Regions from separate parts of the Homo sapiens genome. Here region 2 is linked to region 1. The links are chromatin contacts, found by Hi-C in ENCODE. All regions are on one chromosome and are shown on one strand. The core of a region is the stretch at or near the end of the contact, and the rest is flanking DNA. Distances in the headings are between cores, read along the strand shown. Region 1 overlaps IKZF2 (IKAROS family zinc finger 2). Region 2 holds the start of MREG (melanoregulin).

Region 1 (7,184 bases), core at 1-2,500:
GTAGTCCCATATCTTGGAACATAATTACATGTAAATTTATTTATAGTATTTACACTAGATGATTTCAGCAAAACTTATTTTTTGTATTTTTAATGCTGTCACATGGTGATACAAGTTCTGCACAGTATTCTCAGCTACTTCCCAGAAATCCATGGTTCCAAAAAATAGAAGCTGGTTTGCCAAGCATTTTTAAAAAAATGAATAATCACTCCATAAATAACTTTTATGATAGTTTACAAACAATTATGATTATGAAATAACTGATCTTAATTTATGTGTACCTCAATTACAATCTAAAGGTTTGGTGTAGCTTTCTTTTTCATCAGTACAGTGAAACTTTCAGGCAGCCATGAATACCTTGCCTTGTTATAGTATTTCAGTTCCTCTTGTGACCAGTGTCATAGCATGGGTTTATAAGTTAACTGGAGTTAGGGATGCTATCTTTGGTCATGAAAAAGAGTTGTCTGTTATTCTCTGAGCAAAACTAAATAATTCCTCTGGGAGTCAAATAGAGACACGGGCCTGGATCACACGGTGCTTTACTATTGAGGGCTTTGGCACAGACCACCTGGGGTTTTATGTTGTTCTGTATTCATTCAAAACCAAGAGTCAAAGTGCTCTGTGATGTCCTTATGAAGAGTCATGCATTAAAACATGCTTCTTTCCATAGAGATTATATTTTTCTTCTTTGTTTTTTAAGGTTTTTTTTAACTGAACATCTTAGTATTTTAACAGATGTATTGAGATAATGACACTGAGATAATGGCTCCCTAGCTATTAGGGAATAATTCATTTCCTTAATGTGAGATGTTTTGGAAAATATTACTGTCATTTTGTAACTACATATTGTGTAATAATCCTGACTCAAAGCACCTAGTAGGTTAATTCTTGGTATTATAAAAGCTGATGAGGGAGAATATACTTACCTGCCACAAAATTTTGCATGTGTGAATAGTTGTTACCAAGGTGAAAGGAAAGGAAACTCTACTTTCATCTGTACTTTTTCTCACCACTTGAGTTCTTTTTAATCTTCTTGGTACCCAAGAATAATCTCTTTATTAAACTGTGACATTTCAAGTTGTTGCATTTTAAGTTTTCTTCTGTAAAATTCTCTGCCCTTACCCGAAAAGAAAACAAACAAAAAAAAACCACAACTCTTGATGTATCTAGGATACTCCTGATTTGTCTTGAATGAGTCAAAGCTGAGAGTCAGTGTATTAAGAGTGAGATAATTTGAAGACTGATCACCAGGCCCTCAAGGTCTAGAATACAGTCAGAGCAAGAATTTGATTCAGTATTTCCCCTGTTGCCAGAGGTACGATCCACCTGTCTTCTTGTCTTTGTCTTGGTAGAAATGTATTATCTTTTCTTACCAAAATTGGAATGTAAAGGAGGAAGAGATTTAAGTCTGAAAATTATATGAGTGCTTCCTCCAGACTATCAAAAGTTAGCTATTGATTTTGCTTTGAATGTTGATGAGACTAACAGCACACTGACCTTGAGTTCTCTTCACAGTGGGTAAACCTCACAAGTGCAACTACTGTGGACGAAGCTACAAGCAGCGCAGTTCACTGGAGGAGCACAAGGAACGCTGCCACAACTATCTCCAGAATGTCAGCATGGAGGCTGCTGGGCAGGTCATGAGTCACCATGGTGGGTAGAAACTGGATTCATCATTTTTATTTCCCCCTACTGCTTTTGTAGTTCAACATGAAGATAAAATCTTATGCTGTTTAAAACTATTTTAGATCACTTTAACTTAAATGAGTTGAGCTTTGGGATACATTGCAAATAATCTGTATTGAAATTTTGCAATACTCCCAAATTATTTCTGATAATGTTTGAATTAGCATAATAATGACAACCAACCTTTCATATACCAAAGGAAGGTACTATTTACTCTTCTTTTTCATTTTTCTAACCAGATAGTTAGAGCTGATTCCACATTAGTCTGTAGGCTGCCTAAAAGAATGAATTGGTTATTTGAATATTTTCATCTCAGGTAAGTGATCAGTCATATAATTTGAAATTTCTCCAATCGGCCCTTTAATTTTTATGAGAAATTACTGATTTTGCTTTCTACAATGTGCAAAACAATCTAGACCAACATTAGACACCATCTCTCTCCACAAAAAACATTCTCCAAGCAAAACATCCTGATCTCTAAATACACTACGGCAGGTAGGAAGGCAATCCCTAAGGTTTATCAATGAATAATTCTCTGTTCCTGAAAAGTTAATTTTAATAATCAGCCTTATATAGGAAAATAATGAATTTCAGTTCTTAAGATTTGTAATGTCTATCTTGTCTTACTAATTAGATTTGTCTACTGATAAGTTTTATTTATACAAAGACAAAAATCTCAACTTATTAGTACATGTATATCTTTTATTTATTTTTTTAAATTATTTTTTATTTTATTTTATTTTTTTTGAGATGGACTCTCACTTTGCCACCCAGGCTGGAGTGCAGTGGCACGATCTCAGCTCACCACAACCTCTGCCTCCCCGGTTCAAGCGATTCTCCTGCTTCAGCCTGCCAAGTAACTGGGATTACAGGCATGTACCACCAGGCCTGGCTAGTTTTTGTATTTTTAGTAGAGACGGGGTTTCGCCATGTTGGCCAGGCTGGTCTCAAACTCCTGACCTCAGGTGAGCTGCCCGCCTTGCCTTCCCAAAGTTCTGGGATTACAGGTGTGAACCATTGCACCTGGCCACTTGTATATCTTTTATTTAAAAAAGGTTTGCCCAGTATTAAATGGTATAGTTGGGGATTGCGACAGTCACTTTTAAAATATAAATATCTATGTATTGGCTTATACATAGCCAGGTCAAGGATTATTTCTGGGGTTTTCTGTTTGTTTTATAGAGTATATACTATGGAACTGTGTTTGTTGGACAGCTAGTGATTATGTGTTGTTGAGTTGGGAATTTTTTTAATTTAAAATTTTCTTGTTATCCTGAACAACTGAAGCATTTCCTTCTAGTTTCTATAATCTAAAGAATCTAATTCTATTGATTTGTGATCAAGTCCATTTATTTTTATATTATCATCATTAACATTTTTTACAAACCTATCTGTGTATCAAGTCTTGGTAAATTTGATATTTCAAGCTTGCATTACCTGGGCTGATGATGATAGCATAGGATCTGGAACATAGAGATTACAAAATGGTGCGTCTCGGAGTCTGCCAAACCTGCTCTGGCTACTTCGTGTCTGGGTGTGTCACTCATAGGCTGGGTTTGAGGATTAAATGTGACTGGATATGTAATAAATGCCCAATAAATGGTTTGCTTTACTGTTAACATTTGAGAACATTAAATAACTGAATAACAGTAAATGTGCTATTCCCTATAAATTTGTTATTTACCAGCAGTAACTTAAGCATTAGAAGTTTCATTTGCTGACCAAATACACTGTTACTATTTAAATTGATGGATTTAAGGGTAAATTGAGGCTGGAAGCTGATGGAAGCTTGGGGGAATACCAAATCTTCCCCAAAACACCTTATGGCATTGCTACTAGTTTTTCTATATTATATTCTCCCATTGCAGTTCTGACATTTGATGGCGTTATGCATTTCCAACTTTATTTATTATTTTTGCATTCCTAGTTATTTATGGAATTCTGTATTGCATACATACTCCTAAAAGACTATATGGTAATAGGGAGGTAAAATGTAAATAAATTATTATAATCAACATTGAATTATCTGTTGGCAGATTGAACTTTTAGAGAATCAAATGCTAACGAAAAATTTAAACAAGTATATTTTGAGAGAAGCAAAGATATGTCCCCTAAACAACTGGGGCCTCAGTCTTACCCCCTATTCCCCAGATTGCTTAGCCCTCCGTAGGCACAGGCCCTTTACAGGTGGTGCTGAAGCTGGAACCAAGTGGGGGAAAGTGGGAAAGGGGTAGGGGCACTGGGTAGGTAGAGCAGAGGGTAAAACCAAAGAGGAGAAGGGATTGAGGGTAGCTTCTGATACCATTTATAGAAACAAATATTCTTAAATACTGGATATCATTTTAACCACATAAGTTTACATTCATGCCATTTCATACCATACTTTTTCTGGGTTTGTTATAACAATAATTTGAGATTATCCTTAATCTCCTCTATCTGTTGTTAACATGCCTAATGGGAAATTGGCCATACGAGGTAGGAGTTGATAAATACTGTAAGAGAAAAACATGGTTCTGTAAAATGCTGCTAGAGTTCATCATTAACATACGTCTCATATAAATAGCTTGGCATATGTCTCTTTTTAAACAGAACCATGATGAAACTTATATCTATTCCCTTCTCTTGCTGTATGTTATTTATTTGTTTTCCTTTTTTGTGGTAGATATGAGAGTTGCTGTCATTTTGGTTGCCATTAGCTCCATGAAATGATTTAACTATTACTTGTTTTTAAAAAATATCTGACATAGTTATATTTCCTAGTCTTTCTTTTCTAAAACATGTTTTTCCCTGTGTTGTTCTTCTAGTATGGAATTTTTTAAAGGAAAAGAGGCATTTTCACTTTACTCAGAAAACATTTATCAAGAGCTTACTATGTGCCAAGTTATATAGAACATTCTGGGGTATAAAAATAAATGGACCCAGTCTTTTAATACACTTACTTTATAGTCTGGTAGGAAATACATACTTTAAAAAAATAAAATAAAATGAAACAAAAGCTCTAATAAGGATGCATACACAGTTCTCTGGGAACATAGATGTAGAATTAACCTAACTCTGGAAAAGTCAAGAGAGGCTTCTTACATGCAGGAGTGTTCAATCCAAACATGAGGGATGAGTAAAAATTGCATATATCAGGCAGGATACAGAGAATGTATATTCAAGGAGAAAAAGAGGCTTGGAGATATAAAAGATAATTAACAGCTTCCCTGATGTTGAGTGTAACTGCAGTTTAAGGAGTGGTAGGAAATGAAGCTTCTGAATTAGTAGGTTGTGATGCAAAGACAGAGTCTTCTCTGCTAAGCTAGTGTTTGAATTTCATTGTGTAACTGATGGGGGGCCACTAGGGTAACCAAATTTGTTATTAATGAGGTAATCAAATCAAGAAAAATGTCTCCAATGAGGATACATGATAAATGCCTACCTGGGGCAGGGGGTATGGTGTGAGGAGAGACTGGAAATGACAATGCCAAAAAGAAAAAGATGAAGAGGCAACTGCAGAAGAGAACAAGGTGAAATATTGAAGACATATTTAGGAGGTAGAATAAAATGGTCTTAGAAAAGTTGATTGAGTTTGAGGAAAAAGGAGGAATATCATGACTCATAGTTTTGGAAATAATAATTGAGTTTTATGACAGATTATTTATATAATTAAATTATTTAATTGGGTTTGATGAGCTTATTTATTTTATTGGGTTTTAGGGCAGATTATTTATCTTATTTAATTAGGTTTTATGGCAGATTATCTTGTTCAATATTATCTTTATGTTGCTTTTTCAAGTCTGCTTAGCTTGAAGGAAAAGCTTTAAAATCAAACTATGTTATTACCTGTTTTACCTAAACCTAAAGACAAAAATGAAAGTGCAAAGCAGAAGGATAGCCAGCTTAAAATCTATATATATTGTTAGGTTTATGCTTTGAATTGTTTAGGAAAGGGAGGTTCTTTTTCACAGTATAGAGGCATTATTGGGCACCCCCAAACTTTGGAATAAGCTTTTTTGACTTATTTCTATTGGGTGACATCATTCAGTGAACATCCATTGAATATTATATCTCTCTTGTATCATAAAAGGTATTAGAGACACAAATACAACAGAATGCAACCCCTGAGGTTATTTACCAGCTATTGGAAGATAGACCAGTAAAACAACAATTATAGTACTATGTGATAAGCATTATGGAGACAGAGAGGACATACCTAAATCAGCAGAACATCCAAGAGGAATTTCCCGGGATTGAGCTTAGTTTTAAAAAGCAAAAATGTGAACTAATAAATGGAGAAGGGTGTTTCCTGCAGAAAGAACAACATATGTGAACAACTACCAATGTAGCATCTAAAACACTTGGGGTACCTCCATGTGTGTTTGTAAAGAGATGTGGTAGGGAGGAGGAGAGGCAGAAGACTGGATGAAAGGAAGAAATCTAGGATTTTCCACAGGTGACCAGCATGGCTGATGGAGTAAATAGTAGTGTCATTCAGTGATATGGTAATTAGTAGTGTCATTCAGTGATATGGTAATTAGGAAAATAGAAGAAAGAAAGGTAAATGGAGATTTTACTTCTTTTACTATATTCTTTTATGTCTCCATGAAATAGGCAAATAAAACTGTCTAGGAAGATGTTAAATATATAGATCTCAAGCTCTTGAGAGGGGTCTGAGTAGGAAACAAAGATGCAGGATCCATCATAATTTATGTAGTGGCCCAACGTAGTAGTTTTTAATAAGGCAATACGGATAAGTACAGAGTGAGACATCAAGAAGGCCAAGAACACACTAGCAGGAAAAAAATTTCATGAAGATGAGTAAGAGCAGAGTAGGAACATGGAAAGAGTGATTTCACAGAAGCCAAAGCAAGTGTCAGCACTGCCAAATGCTGTCAAGAAAATAACTAAGATAACTGTAAAGTTTTTTTTTTAGATCGGGTAACACGGAGAAAATTTGCAACAATATAGAAGACATCTGTTGTTTTTGCCTGCCTGACATCCCTTCCTCCTTCTCTTGATAACAAGAGTGCCCATTTACCTTTAGAGAACTTTCCTGTTGCATGTAGCTGTGGTGGGACCCTCAGTCCAGGTACTCTGCCCTCTCCTGCTCAGGAGCTAGACATGTGATCTAACCTAGGTCCCTCAGACTTGGAATTTGAATTTGGGTGAACTGTTTGGTTTTTCAAAAGAATACATTGGGAATACACTTATGGTTTTGCCGTTATGGTTATCAACGTGATGAAACAGTGATCTAATGGAATTATGTTTTTATCTTGGTTATAACCTCAAATATAAGGTCAAAGAGGATGTTTGGTTATAAAGTTTGTTCAAACAGGGGAAGTTACCTTATTGGTATATCTTTAGCCCAGATTAATGTCTATGTGATTAATGCATTATTGAGATATCTAGAGAATTTGTTTTATGTTTCTAGCAATGTATACACAGAAATATTTTGATGAGTTGCACCCAGATCCATGAAGCAAAACAAAATCAGATTGGTTACATAATTAAGGAAA
Region 2 (7,184 bases), core at 2,619-5,118, 3.0 Mb before region 1:
GGTCACGTTTTTATTCCCATCAAAGTTGTAATTTATCAAGGAAATAGTGAAGGCATTAAAATTCCGGGAAGAGGAATGCTAAGAAAAACTGATCTAAAAATCCCTAAAAACCTAGTAAACAGAAGACTCACATCAGTTAATAAGAATGAGGTAGTATTAGTATACTAACAAGGATTGCTCTCCAAGACATATTATTAAATAGAAAAAGCTTGCAAATAGATGCTGCACGCCTTTTAGATAAACAAAACAAAACAAAACTCACTAACAATAACAGCACACACAATGATGCTACATCACAAGTACACATATGTGTTTATGTGTCCAGAAAAAGGTTTGTACCATATTGATAATAATGGTTACCCGGGGGGATGTGGAGGGTGGAGGTAGAAAGGGGATTAGGTTGTGGATAGTCAACAGAGGGAATCTGAGCTGTAATATTCCAATTTTTTAGAAGACTATTTCATTTAGAAGTTTTAGAACTTAAAATTAATTTTAAAAATGTTAGTAACTGTTACAGTTGGCAAACATTTGATGTGATCCTTAGCAAGGCAGGACATTAACCTCTTGATCAAGTTTGTTAAATAGATGTAGTTCTGTGGCTTTCTATAAATATCCTGTCTGAAACAAACCACATAAAAGATGCCTGTATATTGCAGAGGTACAAATGTCATATGCAAGCCAAGTAGTGCTGGAGCTGACATTTCCCCAAACGGGCCTATATTATTTGAATTTGTTTAATAATATTGAATTCTGATATTTCTTCAGGGCTTTATAAAGGTTTTAAGACTGTCTCATTTGAGTCTCACAACTGTGTTAAATAGGGTAAGACTTGTCACCTCTATTTCATAGATTAGAAAACTGAGGTTCAGAAAAATTAAGTGACATGTTTAAAAATCAAAGTTAGTAATGGGGCACAGCACTTATATTTTCCAGGAGCTGAATGCTCCAATTTCTCCATTCTCAGCAAATCCAACTCAAATAGTTACTAGTAGCTGTCAGTCCCTAGTTTTCATTTTCTTGCTAGCTGAGTTCACATTTTGGGACCCTCCTTTACCCACTTTCTATTTGAACCTAGGTGGATTATCTCAAAATCCAAAATCCAATTTCAGAATACAGTCATTTTTACCAGGGGATTTTCCAGCCAGTAGGAAGTGTGCTTTGTAAAACCACACTCAGCCTCCATCTTGGCACCAGGTGCAAGTGGTAAGCGACATGGTGTGGGCATGACAACACAGTCCTGTGCTGTCTGGTGACAGCTGGTTCTCTGTCACATCCTGTTAATGTTTCATGATGGGTCCATATCCTGTCTCCCCAGCTAAGCCAGAGGCTGCAGGGACCTTCTGTTATTTTTCTTTATCCCTTCGTAGCCTTTCAATGAATTATGTACTTGATAAGTCCCTTCAGCCTCACACTGTAGCTGGAACAGGACAAACCTATGTGTAGTAAGACACTTTTAAAAATAATACACCGCCCATGAGGATTGACACTTTCATAAGCTCTTGCTCCTCCTCCTCACCCTCCAAACCGGCTCCTCCCACACTCCTCTATCTCAGCCAGTGGAGATTCAGCCTCCAAGTTTATAAATCCAAAACTTGGGACTCACTTTTTTCTTTTCTTTTCACACCCTATTTACAATCCTTCAGCATATCCTGTTGGCTCTACCTTCAAATTCCAGCTAGAGTCCAGCCGTTCCTTACCACCTCGACTGCTACCACCCACCACCCTGGTGTAAACCACTGTCATCTGTCACCTGGACCTTTAGGATGGCCTCCATATACATCTCCCTTGACACTTAGGTTTTTCTCAAGACAGCAGCCATTGGATCCTATTACCATCTCAGTTAGACCATATCGTTCCCTCTACTCAAAAACCTCTGAAGATTTTCTCAGCTCATGTGGAGCAAAATCCAGAGTCCTTGCAATCAATGTCCTGCAACGTCCCGTGTTCCGCTATCTCCTATAACTCTTCCCTTTCCATGGCCCCCTTCTCTCTAGGGCCCCTAGAGTCCATATTCTCCCACAGGTACCCTATAGTTCATTCTCCCTCCTCTGGGGTTTTGCCCATATTCACTCCGCCTGAAATACTCTTCCTGGCGATATCATGGCTAGCTTGCTCACCTCCTTCAAGTTTTTCTTACATGTCACAGTCTCAGCGAGGCCTTCCCTGACCACCTCATTTAAAAGTGCAGGCATCACTCCCCTCCACCCAACACACACACGCACACGCACACATACACGAACACACACGCACGCGCGCGCGCACACGTACGCACGCACAGACGCACGCGCGCACACACACGCGTGCACACACACACCCCGCTCTCCCTGGCACTTCTTATTCCCTTCCCTGCCTTATTTTTCTCCATAGTACATATGGACTCCTAACATATTGAATAATACTTTGTCTGACTTCCCACTAGAACGTTTGCTCCATTAGAGTAAAGATTTGTATTTGTTTCATTCACTGCTTTATTCCCGGCTCTTAGAAAATACCCAGCACATAACAGATGAGATGCTCCATAAATATTTGTTGAATAAATCAGACTGGAAAAGACAAAACTTTAGATTGAACCTTGCATTTGGCGAGGGTATAGGGAAGTAGATACTTTCATATGTTGCTGGTCAGAGAGTAAATTCGGATTATTTCTTTGGGGAGCAATTTGGCAAGATCCATCAAAATTAAAAAGGCACCTGACCAATGACCCAGCAATTCAACTGCCAAACATTTATCCAATAGATATATATATCTTTAATTTTATTTTTTTTTTTTTGAGACGGAGTCTTGCTCTGTCACCCAGGCTGGAGTGCAGTGGCGTGATCTCGGCTCACTGCAACCTCCGCCTCTCGGGTTCGAGCAATTCTCCTGCCTCAGCCTCTTGAGTAGATGGGACTACAGGCGCCCGCCACCATGCCCGGCTAATTTTTGTATTTTTAGTAGAGACGGGGCTTCACCATGTTGGCCAGGATGGTCTCAATCTCTTGACCTCATGATCCGCCCGCGTCGGCCTCCCAACTTGCTGGGATTACAGGCTTGAGCTACCGCGCCCGGCCTATCCAATAGACATTCTTGCAGACGTGTTCAAATACTTTGGTTCAAGAATGTTCACTGCAGCATTATCTTAATAATGAAAGGCCGGAATCCACCCATATGTCCATCAATAGGGGTCTGAGTAAGTAACATGTGGGCATCCTTAAAACTGCTTAGCATGCAACTGTTAAAATGAGAGGAGGATATCCACGCGCTGACAAGGGACAGCCTCCATGATACACTGAGTCAAAAAAGCCAGGTGCAGAAATGTGTGGAGTATGCCGCTGTTTGGGTCAAAGGGATGAGGACAGGCACATATATTAACAAGTTTGTACAAGCACAAATAAATACAACTATATATAAATAGCTCTGGAAACTCACAAGTGGTTGCCTCACAAATAGGGGCTATTTAAGGACTAGGAGGTTTGAAAACAATTTTTCAAATCATTGTAAATATATTATTTAAAAAAAAACCCTACGCCGATATGCATCAATCCATGCTCTTTTGGTAACTTTTACTCTGTGTGGAGCTGACATCAAAAACATGCCCAAAACTCTGCTTTGAAGGCCTGTAGGGGTGGGGGAGGATCTTTAATTTCCTCGCGCAGTGAAGCCAATAAAAGGTACGAATAGATTCAGCCCAACCTCGTGCTCTGTGGCTCCAGGGCTTTCCCCTCCCCGCCCTCCCCCAGCCCGGCTGCCAGCCTCCGGTGCCCTGGGATTTTGAGGACTGGCTGGAGTCCCTGCTTCACCCTTAGAGGGCGGTAGCGGGGCGTCTCGTGGACGCATGCGCCCCAAATTGCGCTCGGGGAATTAAAAGAGGGGAAAAAAAGCCCGAAGAAAACTCACGCCCCAAACAAAACGCAAGGAGAGGAGGGCGCGCGGCCTGCAGCCCTCGCCCGCGTCCCCGGCCGCGGCGTGATGCGCGCGGACCAGCCCGCGACGCCCGGGCTGCCGCTGTCCCCGCACCTGGACGCTGGCGCGGTGGCCGCGCCCCAGCCTCGATCGCTCGCCGCGGCGACTCGGCCCCAGGCTTCCGGCGCCGGTGGGGGCCCTCGCTCTCCATGGGGCTGAGGGACTGGCTGAGAACCGTGTGCTGCTGCTGCGGGTGCGAGTGCTTGGAGGAGCGCGCCCTGCCTGAGAAGGAGCCCCTCGTCAGGTGGGTGCGCCGCCCGGGCCGGGATCTGGGCTTACCTGGGCCGTAGCCGGGCGCCGAGAGTGTGGACACCTGTGTGCTTGTGTGAGTTGGGGAGGTGGGCTTGCTGGAAGGGCACGCGGAGGCGCCATCTCAGCCCCTTGGTTCCTTATGGGATGTTTTGGGTTTGTTCCTTGAGTAAGATTTTTGCCGAAAAGCACAAATCTTCGGAGACACCTGAGACCCAGCTGGATGTCTGTGCAAAGTGCCAAGAATTCGGGTGTCCTACCTGGGCAGGGAAGTAAGGGAGAGAAGTTGATCAGAAGTTTCCATAGGGGTCTGATAAAATACAACTGTGACTGGGTATTTGATCGGTATATTACAGTGAAACGGGCGACTGTGGATTTCTGTGCCACTCAGCAAAAAAGTTGTCTATTTCTCATTCAATTTTATTACCCAACGAAGACGATTCCAGTGACTGAGTATAAGGAAATATTTTTCACATGAAAAAAATGCATGTTTCATCAAGGGGCAGCCTATTCACTAGGATGTTGATTCATTACAGGTTAAGCTATGAAGTGTGAGGAAATGTAATGCTCATTAGCAATAAGCTAAGAGGCTTTGTGAAGAGACCATACCAGCCCAGTTTTGTTCAGGGCTGTGATTTTAAGCAATCATTTTCTATCTTGAGTTTGCTGAAATCGAGGCTGGACTAGGTCATGCCTCAGGGGTAGACATGACAGAAACAGAATATTTAAAATGGAATTAGGAAACAGTATTTCAGGTGGAATTCCAGGGTTGAGTAAGCAAATACTAAAGCCAGGGTTTCTTTCTTTTGAAGTATGAAACTCACGTAATACAGCTTGCACAACTTTTTCTAAGGAATGATTTACCTTTTCTTACTCTATCAAGTCCAAACACCCCCTTGACTTTGGAGATCTTACATAACCCCTTCCTGCCTGTCCACTCTGATTTTCCAGTACATTAAACAGTGTACACTCCTTGCGGCCGTGGGAATAATCCACTCATTGGCTCCAACCCTCCCTCAAGTGGTGACCTTTATCCTTGCTCCTCCTTCCCAAAAGCTATTTTCAAGGCCTTCTCAAGCAATCTTCTTTGATTACTTTGCCCTTATCCATCTTCCTCTTCTAGGATGTAGTACTTAGAAATTACCATCTACTCCTCGCTGTTTGGTAAGCACACATGTATATAAACATGTAACTCATGTATATTATATATATAAAGTCATACACACAATATACAGTGATTTTGATTGCTCTTGTCAATGACACTCCCACTTAGATTTTTAGATTATTGTGTGTAGGGAGAAATGGAATAATCTATCTCTAATCTAATAGGTAGTGGGTAACTGCAATCTAGAATTTTATGCTTAGGTTATACACTGAACTTGTCAGGGCTCTTAGTAACATGAAATACAGACTTGAGCTTAGTTTCAACCTCAGAGGCTTGAGTATTTCCAGTTTTCTGTCCAGGATTGCTGTTTCAGTTAATAGTTCTGGTTGTTTTAAAATCTTAGATGCTCTCCTGTCTTAGCTTCTATCCAGTGAATACAAGTCAGTGAATTTTGCATGTGATTTTAAGAAGCCCCAGGGTCAATTGGAGCGGAGTAGCATAGGGCTTGTGAATCAGGTTGCCTGGAATGAGTCTGCTCACCCAACTAGGTAACCTGGCACAAGTTATTAAAATTATTTGTGCCTCAATTTCATCATCTGTAAAATGGGGATGATAATAGTACATACTTCAAAGGTTTGCCACGAGAGATGAAAGGAGATAATACATATAAAGTGCTTAGTATAGAGTGTGACACATAGTTAACACTCAATAAATTGTAGTTATTAATTATCATTGTTATTCTGAGCATGTGGGTATGAGTGGACTGGTCTCATGTGGTTTGGTGTCATTCTGGCACCATTTCCATATAACAATATTTGGGAAGAACAGCTTATTAATGGATACGTGGAACAGTGGCGTGTGTGTATATGGGTACCTGCAGGTTCTTTCCTATACAAGGCATCTGAAGATTGGTTCTGAAAACTTTTTTTTAGTTGATTTAAAAATTTTTTAAAGTATGCAATTCAGTAGTTTTTAGTACATTCACAAAGTTAAGCAACAATCACCACTATTTTTTTTTTTTTTTTTTGAGACGGAGTCTTGCTCTGTTGCCCAGGCTGGAGTGCAGTGGCATGATCTCGGCTCACTGCAAGCTCCGCCTCCCAGGCTGACACCATTCTCCTGCCTCAGCCTCCCGAGTAGCTGGGACTACAGGTGCCGGCCACTGCGCCCGGCTAATTTTTTGTATTTTTAGTAGAGACGGGGTTTCACCGTGTTATCCAGGATGGTCTCTATCTCCTGACCTCGTGATCTGCCTGCCTCGGTCTCCCCAAAGTGCTGGGATTACAGGCGTGAGCCACTGCGCCTGGCCGATCATTGATCATTTGTCTGTAAAATAGTGAGTGACTTTTGGTTCAAAATTTCATCTTATTAATTAAAAGAAATACTTGGAGTATGTAATCACTGGTTTTCTGTGGTTGCCACCACCACTTCCCATAAACGTAGTGGCTTTTAAAACAAGAGAAATCTGCCGGGCACGGTGGCTCACGCCTGTAATCCCAGCACTTTGGGAGGCCGAGGCGGCCGGATCACAAGGTCAGGAGATCAAGACCATCCTGGCTAACACGGTGAAACCCCGTCTCTACTAAAAATACAAAAAATTAGCCGGGTGTAGTGGCGGGCGCCTGTAGTCCCAGCTACTCGGGAGGTTGAGGCAGGAGAATGGCGTGAACCCGGGAGGCGGAGCTTGCAGTGAATGGAGATCGCGCCACTGCACTCCAGCCTGGGCGACAGAGCGAGACTCCGTCTCAAAAAAAAAAAAAAAAAAAAAGAGAAATCTTTTCTTTCACAGTTCTAGAAGCCAAAAGTCTGAAATCAAGGTTTCCGCAGGGCCACAGTCCTTCCAAAGGGTGTAGGGGAGAATCATTTTTCACTGATTCCAGCTTCTGGT

The links. Hi-C counts contacts between places; a loop is a spot of excess contacts on that map. Pooled maps may share reads with other maps.
Region 2: a map with no recorded cell type shows a loop between it and region 1 (7-fold over the local background). The contact joins the promoter of MREG here to the enhancer-like site in region 1. A Hi-C loop is called at or near these places in 10 of 37 single-sample maps with no recorded cell type and 6 of 50 pooled maps.

Annotation. Positions count from the first base shown.
Region 1 is chr2:213,016,462-213,023,645 of GRCh38, reverse strand. It overlaps IKZF2 (IKAROS family zinc finger 2), which reads left to right. Exons shown (of 9, transcript NM_001387220.1): 7 at 1,516-1,653. Among named protein-coding and RNA genes, the nearest start is that of MIR4776-2, 94 kb to the right of the region's middle. Within about 2 kb of position 1,250, at least 3 of the 41 ENCODE cell types and tissues checked have a DNase peak (open chromatin) inside an H3K27ac peak, as active enhancers do.
Region 2 is chr2:216,010,235-216,017,418 of GRCh38, reverse strand. It overlaps MREG (melanoregulin), which reads left to right and starts at 3,868. Exons shown (of 5, transcript NM_018000.3): 1 at 3,868-4,186. The coding sequence starts at 4,092. RefSeq lists enhancers at 1,342-1,421, 4,046-4,813 and a silencer at 3,664-4,073.